Regions from separate parts of the Homo sapiens genome. Here region 1 is linked to region 2. Evidence: read pairs that join two places in POLR2A ChIA-PET (ENCODE). Cell type or tissue: A673. All regions are shown on one strand. Each heading gives the region's core, and the rest is flanking DNA. Links, peaks and the distances in the headings are about the cores only.

Region 1 (4,669 bases), core at 250-4,249, 230 kb before region 2:
ATTGTTACTAATGGTAAGTTTTAAATGCTTGCCTCTAAAATAAATAAAGGTTTGCACAGAAAATACTAAAACAAGATTCCAAGTACTTCATAATTTCTACTTTTTAAAAAATTATTCACATGCATATACAGGCTATAAACAGAAGATATTTAGATCTTTAAATGTACATTTTTATTCATTTCAAGTTTCATCTTTTTTGTTACTTTTAGAGCAAAAATAATTTTGAATGAGCACAACCAAATAAATTTATAGTTCTCACAATTTTGATTGAATGCGTTTAGTTTAATTTACAGTCTTCACTACTAAAACTTATAAATACAAGATTCTATTACCACACTACCACTTTCTGTCTATATCCTTTTCTTTTAATTTTATTTTTTAACATGAGCAACTATCCTGTTGTACCAACACGAAAGGCTATAACTCTTTTTTAAAAGAAAAAGCATGAATAAAAGAAACTTCTACGTTCAAAGTTTATGCCTTCAGGGAGCAGGGGAAGCCTCTAATTGGGCTGTGAGTGACTAATACAAAAACTTTTTATTAAGAGAAAAAAATCTTCTGCTAGCAATTGTTAGGATAAGAACTTATGTGAGAAAGAAGTTGCATAAAGTCACTTTTGCTTCAATGGTATCATAATACATGATAAAAAAATCGTAAGTGCCAAATAGCATTACGTGGATAACAAACACCCCAGTCACAGACTTAGATGTTATCTTATTACACATCTGGATCTCTTGTTAGCAAGTTATTAGAAAAAGGGAAAAAAATAGGAAGAGCAGGTTGGAAGAAAGAATCTTTTTGCCAGTATCACTCTAGTGCATTGTTGTAGCAAGAGAGAAATCAGCATGTTAATGCTTCAAATAAATCCTTTGAAGATGCAAAACTTGAAAGGCCAAGTGAGGGAACAAACAGACTAAACAGTCCAATTCCAGTTTGGCAGACAACTACTTAAAGGAACATGATTTTTAATAAATAGCAGTTGTTGGCCAAAACACCATTGCATCATAAGAAATTTTGTTGTCACTAAAATGTTAGCACTCAAGTGAGAGACCCAGGGTGAGGTGGGGGAGGACAGTAAAAATTAAATTTATGATTTTTCCATGGTCTGATCTTTGCTATGAGAATTTTCAGTTAGTTTCTCTTTTAGAGGGTACACAAAGGTGAGGAGAGTTCATAAAGCGCATTAATTGGGCCCCAACTCCAGCGGGAGTGTCTCATCAGAGTAGGATCTTTAAATACCTTATAGGGGTTGTATAAGTTTTATCTAGGATAGGTAGTTTCAGTTTGTTTCTTTCTTTGTTTCTCTTTTCTTTGGAATTTTCATTTGCCAAATTTTATTAGGGTTTGATGGTGATTTCCTTTTGACTTACGCCTTACAAGTCATTTTACATTCTCTAATTTGAAGTCCTAAATGTTCAAAGTGAGAAAGCTACTTGCAGACCAGAATCATAGCATCACAGTGATAAGTTTGATAAAATTCTTTTTGTCATATAGGATATTTTCTTTCATCTGTTACCAAATTTTTTGTATTTTAAATATCCCAATATCATTTGTTTTCCGCCTGCTCCAGTCCTTCAGGGAAAGACATCTCATTTATGAACTATTTGGCTAATGCTCTGATCAGCATGGGAAATCTTAATTTTTTACTAAGCCTTAGCAAATCAGTTTCTGTCCTGTTAGCTTCAGTGCCTCACTGTAAATTATCGTCACTCTGGGGTAATTCACTGGATGCTGTCACTCTTTCTCCTATTTGGTTTAAGCCGTGTGTGTGTGTGTGTGTGTGTGTGTTGGGGGACCATGTTGAGATGGTAAGTTGTGAGGAAGTGGTATAAGAACATGAGATGTTCTAAAGCAAGTCAACAATGGCTGAAAGTTTCCTTAAGCTTGAGAAGCAATACTTGTGAATTCTAAGTCATGCTGTATTCCAAGACCTGTAAACCCAGTGTTGCCCTCTGTAACCAGCTAGCAATGGGGTACACAGCATTATATTGCTATTGTTGCCTGATTTGTAGGCACACACATAATGCTAGCAATGAAGTCTTTATTCTTTGAGGACAGAGATAATCTCTTTTGTTTTTGTTTGTTTGTTTGAGGCTTATATCCTTAATACTTGGAGCAGTGCCATGGCATAGTTACTGACATTTAAAAAAATAAATTTATGAATGAATGAACGAATGATGGCAACCCAAAGCTAGAAAATAGGGAACCAGAAATTAACATTTCCCCTACAAATATATTTTCAATGAAACTGTTGCACCAGTTCTGTATGTCACAAATAGAAGCAACAATTCATTTCAAAAGGAAGATGCAAAGATACATTATAAAGCAATTTTCCCCATGGATAAGAAGACCCAGATTAGTTTTCCTTTTTAGAATCCATGTCATTTAATCTTCCTAATATTATTCATGAATAAAAATATTTTAGTAAAAATATTGTCATATATTTTAAAGAATTGAAAATATTTTATACATTACTGTAATTTGGTTTGCATTTATAGAATCAGAAGAATGGCACTGTAAATTCTAAATATTCCTTTATGTAAAATGATTTGTTTGTCTTCCATATTAAGTATAATTTTATTTTAGAACTTTAATTGGTGTTTCCCTTTTCTGAAAAGGAATTATCATAAATGAGATGATATGAAGTAAATGAAAATATAGTACTCCGAAAACAGAGATATTTTACAAAAGAAAACCAAACAAATAATTAAATATAATGTAAAATAAATAAAGTAAAATGAATTCTGATACTCTAAACCTACTATATAATAAAACAATGATGAATTTTTTTGTCAGCTCAGCTGTTTATACCTGTTAGAGGGTGGGAAAGAGCAAAGTAATTAAATTAAGAGGAAAGAAAAATCATGTGATGAACACAGGAGTGTATGAAAGAATATACTTATCACCCTGCTAAAATATTCAATATTTTACAATATTCCCATAGAGGGCAATATTGTATAAAAGATGGTGAATGAAGACTCTGCCAATTCATCTCTGTTGATATGCTTTAAAGAAAACTGCTGTTACCATAAATTTGGAGCTCCACTTCCCCTCAAACTCTAATATATAAACTGATGCACACAAAAACATAACACAGAGTCTCATCAAAGGCAAAGAAAATTAATTTGGTATCACTTACTGGTAGATTACTTGAGTGAATAGCCTCCAGTTTCACCTTTAATTTGATTTAATCACTGCATCTCAGATCTCAGATAGCAGATTGAATTCTCCTATATAACTTACATCTATAATACACACATGTACATATATATACACAATACCATTTAGTTTATTTGAAATATTAATAAGGTAGTGCCTTCTTCAGTGCCTGGAAAGTAAAGGTAAACTACAGGTAACATATAAAGTGCGGCAAATTTTGTAAAATCGAAGTCTTATCAATGATTCAAATATAACTCTAAGGATCTAACCATAGAATAGGGCTGGGCCATGGAGAATGCAAAATTATACTTAGCTATATCTCTCAAATTTATTTCTATTATAAAATCATCTTGCACTCATCTACCTTCCTTATTTAAATATACTCCTTTACCTTCCCCTCTTGTAACTCAAAAATAGATTGCTTCACTGTAAAACCCTTCCTCTCAAAGATGTTAAGTATATTAGAACTTGAAACATTTGCTCTTGAATGACCTTTGTAATAACTGCTAATTTGCATTTAGCATATACTGAAAGAAAAGACATTGTGCATTCTGTAGTATCATTAAAACATACTATTATCTTAAACATTCAATTATCTACAGATTTTAATACACATAGTGATATGGAATACATGGAATTATGAAGCATACTATAACATTCTACCTGTCTGCTATGCCACAGATGCAATTCTACCTTCAGAGAGATGAGTCTCCTCAGTTCCCTCGTTATGAGATGTCCTATACAAGATCATTATGATTATATCCTATAAAAATTATTTTAAGGCTAATGTAAATAAATGAAAATTAATACGACTATAAGCCAGATTTAGTCATAAGAAATATAAATCTAGTCCTTTTATTTAGGACATCCAATTTGTACCTGAATATTAAATCAAACTAGAGTAAACTGTTTAGTTCAAATTAAATTATGTGAATCTTTAAAATAACGTTAATTACTTGTCAAGTACAACTTCTCAAGTCTAAATAATTAATATTCTTTAATCTGCCAAAGTAACTATGGTAATCAAGCAATTCTTGTGTGTGTTTGCAGTTAAACAAGAGGTACATTTAGAACAATCTGGTTTCTTGAAATCCCTATCTCAAATTTCCAGATTACTTTGAAAGGAGTTATTCCTCCAGCATAAAGCACTATTTGGCCTGACCCTTCATGACCACTGTTAGGATGATTAAGGGAAAAAGGCTATTTGTTGAACCTGATACTCTGAGTCACAGTTGATAGTAGAGGTTTGTTCCAATTTACTTGCTTTCATAATACATTCAATACTAACATTATGTAATCTTCAACTCATTTTTAAAATCTTCAGAGTTTTCAAAAGATGTTCTCATAGATTATTTGATTTGAGGGTCACAATGATCCTATTATTAGTTATTGTGGTATTATATCTGCATTGTATAGGTTAGAACACTGAGACACAAGTAGCAAACCTGGGATCAGCAACAGGACTCACTAATCCTTAGCCCTGTGGTCTTTCCACTATACCAAACAGTCG
Region 2 (4,669 bases), core at 430-4,429:
AATCTAAAGAACAGAGTGGAGGATTTTGGCAATATCTAAAATGAAGCAATGGATACAAATAAGCATTACATCAATGCCTAATGAGAAACAAGCAGAGTTATTTCTCTACAATTAAAAATTAGTAAATAAAAATTTATCAAAATGGGACTTATAAATTAGTCCCATTTTGGTGTTTGAAAGGAAGTATTACAATGAAGACTGAAATGGAAAACACACATTCAAAAATAAAAATATATATATATATATGTTTATATTTTACATATACAATCTATTTTATTTTCCCACGTAGGACAAAAAAGGTATGGCCTCTACGAAACAAGGCAAGGACAAAATGAGTGAATAATAGGATATATCCAACCAAGGAGGGAAGCAAAAATAAAAGTATCTGGGAAAATAAATTGTTGCAGGAAACAAAAAATAAAACAAAATAATATCCACATAGAAGTGGGATAAAACAGATTAACACTGCAGAAATTTTCATCAAATGTATAAGGGATGGAGTCGGGATATATTTCCAAATGTAGAATGTAAGAGCAAATGAACAACTAAAATGAAAATGACAGGTAATGGAAAACAGGAAATAATTTCATTCTATTAATTTAAGAATGACATCTTAAATATCAAATAAAATACAAATAATAAATAAAAATTAATAATATGATGGAAGATGTCCTTTACCAAAATAGAAATACTTTATTTAGACCAAAACAGTTCAAAATTTTCTGGGCAAAAAATAATAAAGAGATTTATATACATTTAAAGCTATAATTATGAAAACTTTTCCTAATAAACATGCAGATGAAAAAGGGTTTAGAAATGAAGACCAAAGAAATTATGCTGTCAGGTATGCAATAGAGACAGTATGTCTAAAAATAAACAAGCAATAACAAGAAACAGGTAAGATATAGACCTCGAAAATTAAACTCCAGAAGGCAAAGACCCAATAACTCTAAAGATTACAAGATAAAAGCAAATAACCCAAGAACGTTCTGTGGAGTCTTCTTTCATTTTAAAGGCAGCATATGTAAATTATACAGCTAAAGGCTCAGAAATATGCAATGGAAGAATTTTTCCTGATAAAATGTAACTAACTTGCAAAGAAACAAGTTTTTGTGACTGGCTTATTTTATTAGCATAATGTCCACATGATTCATCCATGTTGTAGCATGTGTCAGAATTTCCTTCCTTTTGTTTTTTAATTTTTTAAATTATACTTTAAGTTCTGGCATACATGTGCAGAATGTGCAGGTTTGTTACATAGTTTGTTTGTTACATACACGTGCCATGGTTGTTTGCTGCACCCATCAACTCATGATCTACATTAGGTATTTCTCCTAATGCTATCCCTCCCCTAGCCCCCCACCCCCTGACAGGCTCCAGTGTGTGATGTTCCCCTCCCAGTGTCCATGTGTTCTCACTGTTCAACTCCCACTTAGGAGTGAGAACATGCGGTGTTTGATTTTCTGTCCTGTGTTAGTTTGTTGAGAATGATGGTTTTCAGCTTCATTCATATCCCTGCAAAGGACATGAACTCATCCTTTTTTTATGGCTGCATAGTATTTCCATGGTATATATGTGCCACATTTACTTTATCAAGTCTATCATTGATGGGCATTTGGGTTGGTTCCAAGTCTTTGCTATTGTGAACAGTGCCACAGTAAATATAGGTGTGTATGTGTCTTTATAGTAGAAGGATTTATAATTTTCAGGGTATATACCCAGTAATGGGATTGCTGGGTCAAATGGTATTTCTGGTCCTAGATCCTTGAGGAATCACCACATTGTCTTCCAAAATGGTTGAATTAACTTACACTCCCACCAACAGTGTAAAAGTGTTCCTATTTCTCCACATCCTCTCCAGCATCTGTTGTTTCCTGACTTTTTAATGATCGCCATTCTAACTGGCGTGAGATGGTATCTCATTGTGGTTTTGACTTGCATTTATCTAATGATCAGCAATGATGAGTTTGTTGGCTGCAAAAATGTCTTCTTTTGAGAAGTGTCTGTTCATATACTTCACCCACTTTTTGATGGGGTTTTTTTGTTTTTTTTCTTGTTAATTTGTTATGTTCTTTGTAGATTCTGGATATTAGCCCTTTGTCAGATGGACAGATTGGAAAAATTTTCTCCCATTCTGTAAAATGCCTGTTCACTCTGATGATAGTTTCTTTTGCTTGCACAAGCTCTTTAGTTTAATTAGATCCCATTTGTCAATTTTTGGTTTTGTTGCCATTGCTTTTGGTGTTTTAGTCATGAACTCTTTGCTCATGCCTATGTCCTGAATAGTATTGCCTAGGTTTTCTTCTAGGGTTTTCATGGTTTTAGTTCTTATGTTTTAAGTCTTTAATCCATCTTGAGTTAATTTTTGTACGAGGTTTAAGGAAGGGGTCCAGTTTCAGTTTCTGCATATGTCTAGACAGTTTTCCCAATACCATTTATTGAATAGGGAATCCTTTCCCCATTGCTTGTTTTTGTCAGGTTTGTCAAAGATCAGATGGTTGTAGATGTGTGGTATTATTTATGAGGCATCTGTTCTGTTCCATTGGTCTATACGTCTGTTTTGGTAACAGTGTCATGTTGTTTTGGTTACTGTCGTGTTGTAGTATAGTTTGAAGTCAGGTAGCATGATGCCTCCAGCTTTGTTCTTATTGCTTAGGATTGTCTTGGCTATGCAGGCTCTTTTTTGGTTCCATATGAAATTTAAAATAGTTTTTTTCTAATTCTGTGAAGAAAGTCACTGGTAACTTGATGGGGATAGCATTGAATCTATAAATTACTTTGGGCAGTACGGACATTTTCACAATATTGATTCTTTCCGTCCATGAGCATGGAATTTTTTCTTTATTTGTTTGTGTCCTCTTTTATTTCCTTGAGCAGTGGTTTATTGTTCTCCTTGAAGAGTTCCTTCACATCCCTTGTAAGTTATATTCATAGGTATTTTATTCTCTTTGTGGCAATTGTGAATGGAAGATCACTCATGAATTGACTGTCTGTCTATTCTTGGTTTATAGGAATGCGTTTGATTTTTGCACATTGATTTTGTATTCTGAGACTTTGCTGAAGTTGCTTATCAACTTAAGGAGTTTTTAGGCTGAGACAATGGGGTTTTGTAAACATACAATCATGTCATCTGCAAACAGAGACAATTTGACTTCCTCTCTTCCTATTTGAATACCCTTTATTTCTTTCTCTTGCCTGATTGCCCTGGCCAGAACTTCCAATACTATGTTGAATAGGAATGGTGAGAGAGGGCATCCTTGTCTTGTTTCAAAGGGAATGCTTCCAGATTTTGCCCATTCAGTATGACATTGGTTGTGGGTTTGTCATAAATAGCTCTCACTATTTTGAGGTATGTTCTATCAATACCTAGTTTACTGAGTGCTTTTAGCACTAAGGGGTGTTGAATTTTATCGATGCCTTTTATGCATCTATTGAGATAATCATGTGTTTTTTTGTCATTGTTTCTGTTTATGTGCTGGATTATGTTTATTGATTTGTTTTATGTTGAACCAGCCTTGCATCCCAGGGATGAAGCCGAGTTTTTCATGATGGATAAGCTTTCTGATATGCTGCTGGATTCTGTTTGCCTGTATTTTATTGAGGATTTTAGCATTGATGTTCATCAGGGATATTGGCCTGAAATTTTCTTTTTTGTTGTTGTGTCTCTGCTAGGTTTTGGTAAAAGGATGATGCTGGCCTCCTAAAATGAGTTAGGGAGGATTCTCTCTTTTTCTATTGTTTGGAGTAGCTTCAGAAGGGATGGTATTAGCTCCTCTTTGTTCCTCTGGTAGAACTAGGCTGTGAATCTGTCTGGTCCTGGACTTGTTTTGGTTGGTAGGCTATTAATTACTGCCTCAATTTCAGAAGTTGTTATTGGTCTATTCAGGGATTTGACTTCTTCCTTGTTTATACTTGGGAGGGTGTATGTGTCCAGGAATTTATCCATTTCTTCTAGATTTTCTAGTTTATTTGTGTAGAGGTTTTTATAATATTCTCTGATGATAGTTTGTATTTCTGTGGGATCAGTAGTGATATCCCCTTTATCATTTTTTATTGAGTCTATTTGATTCTTCTCTCTTTCCTTCTTTATTAATCTGGCTAGCGATCTATCTACTTTGTTGATCTTTTCAAAAAACCAGCTCCTGGATTCATTGATTTTTTGAAGGGTTTTTCATGTCTGTATCTCCTTCAGTTCTGCTCTGATCTTAGTTATTTCTTGTCTTCTGCTAGCTTTCAAATTAGTTTGCTCTTTCTTCTCTAGTTATTTTAATTGTGATGTTAGGGTGTCGATTTGAGATCTTTCCTGCTTTCTCTTGTGGGTATTTAGTGCTATAAATTTCCCTCTAAACACTGCTTTAGCTGTGTCCCAGAGATTCTGGTATCTCGTGTCTTTGTTCTCATTGGTTTCAAAGAACTTATTTATTTCTCCCTTAATTTCTTTATTTACCCAGTAGTCATTCATGAGCAGGTTGTTCAGTTTCCATGTAGTTGTATGGTTTTGAGTGAGTTTCTTAATCCTAAATTCTAATCTGATTGCACTGTGGTCTTAGAGACTGGTTGTTATTATTTTCTTTTGCATTTGCTAAGAAGTGTTTTACTTCCAATTATGTGATTGATTTTAGAGTATATGCCATGTGGCAGTGAGAAAAATGTATATTCTGTTCTTTTG

What was found. Peaks named below come from ENCODE experiments on the same cell type or tissue, not always from the same donor. Only the 100,000 strongest peaks of a DNase experiment are listed, where the experiment ranks them.
Region 1: POLR2A ChIA-PET joins it to region 2 with 6 read pairs; 2 of 35 experiments call an interaction of 5 or more read pairs at or near these places.

What each region holds. Positions count from the first base shown.
Region 1 is chr4:115,117,199-115,121,867 of GRCh38, forward strand. No RefSeq gene overlaps it. Among named protein-coding and RNA genes, the nearest start is that of NDST4, 5.9 kb to the left of the region's middle. In A673, for the core only: a CTCF peak has its summit at 2,939; DNase peaks (open chromatin) are centred at 583, 1,783 and 2,963; H3K4me3 peaks cover 1,731 bases; H3K27ac peaks cover 2,719 bases.
Region 2 is chr4:115,348,449-115,353,117 of GRCh38, forward strand. No RefSeq gene overlaps it. Among named protein-coding and RNA genes, the nearest start is that of NDST4, 240 kb to the left of the region's middle. In A673, for the core only: no CTCF peak of the experiment used is centred there; no DNase peak of the experiment used is centred there.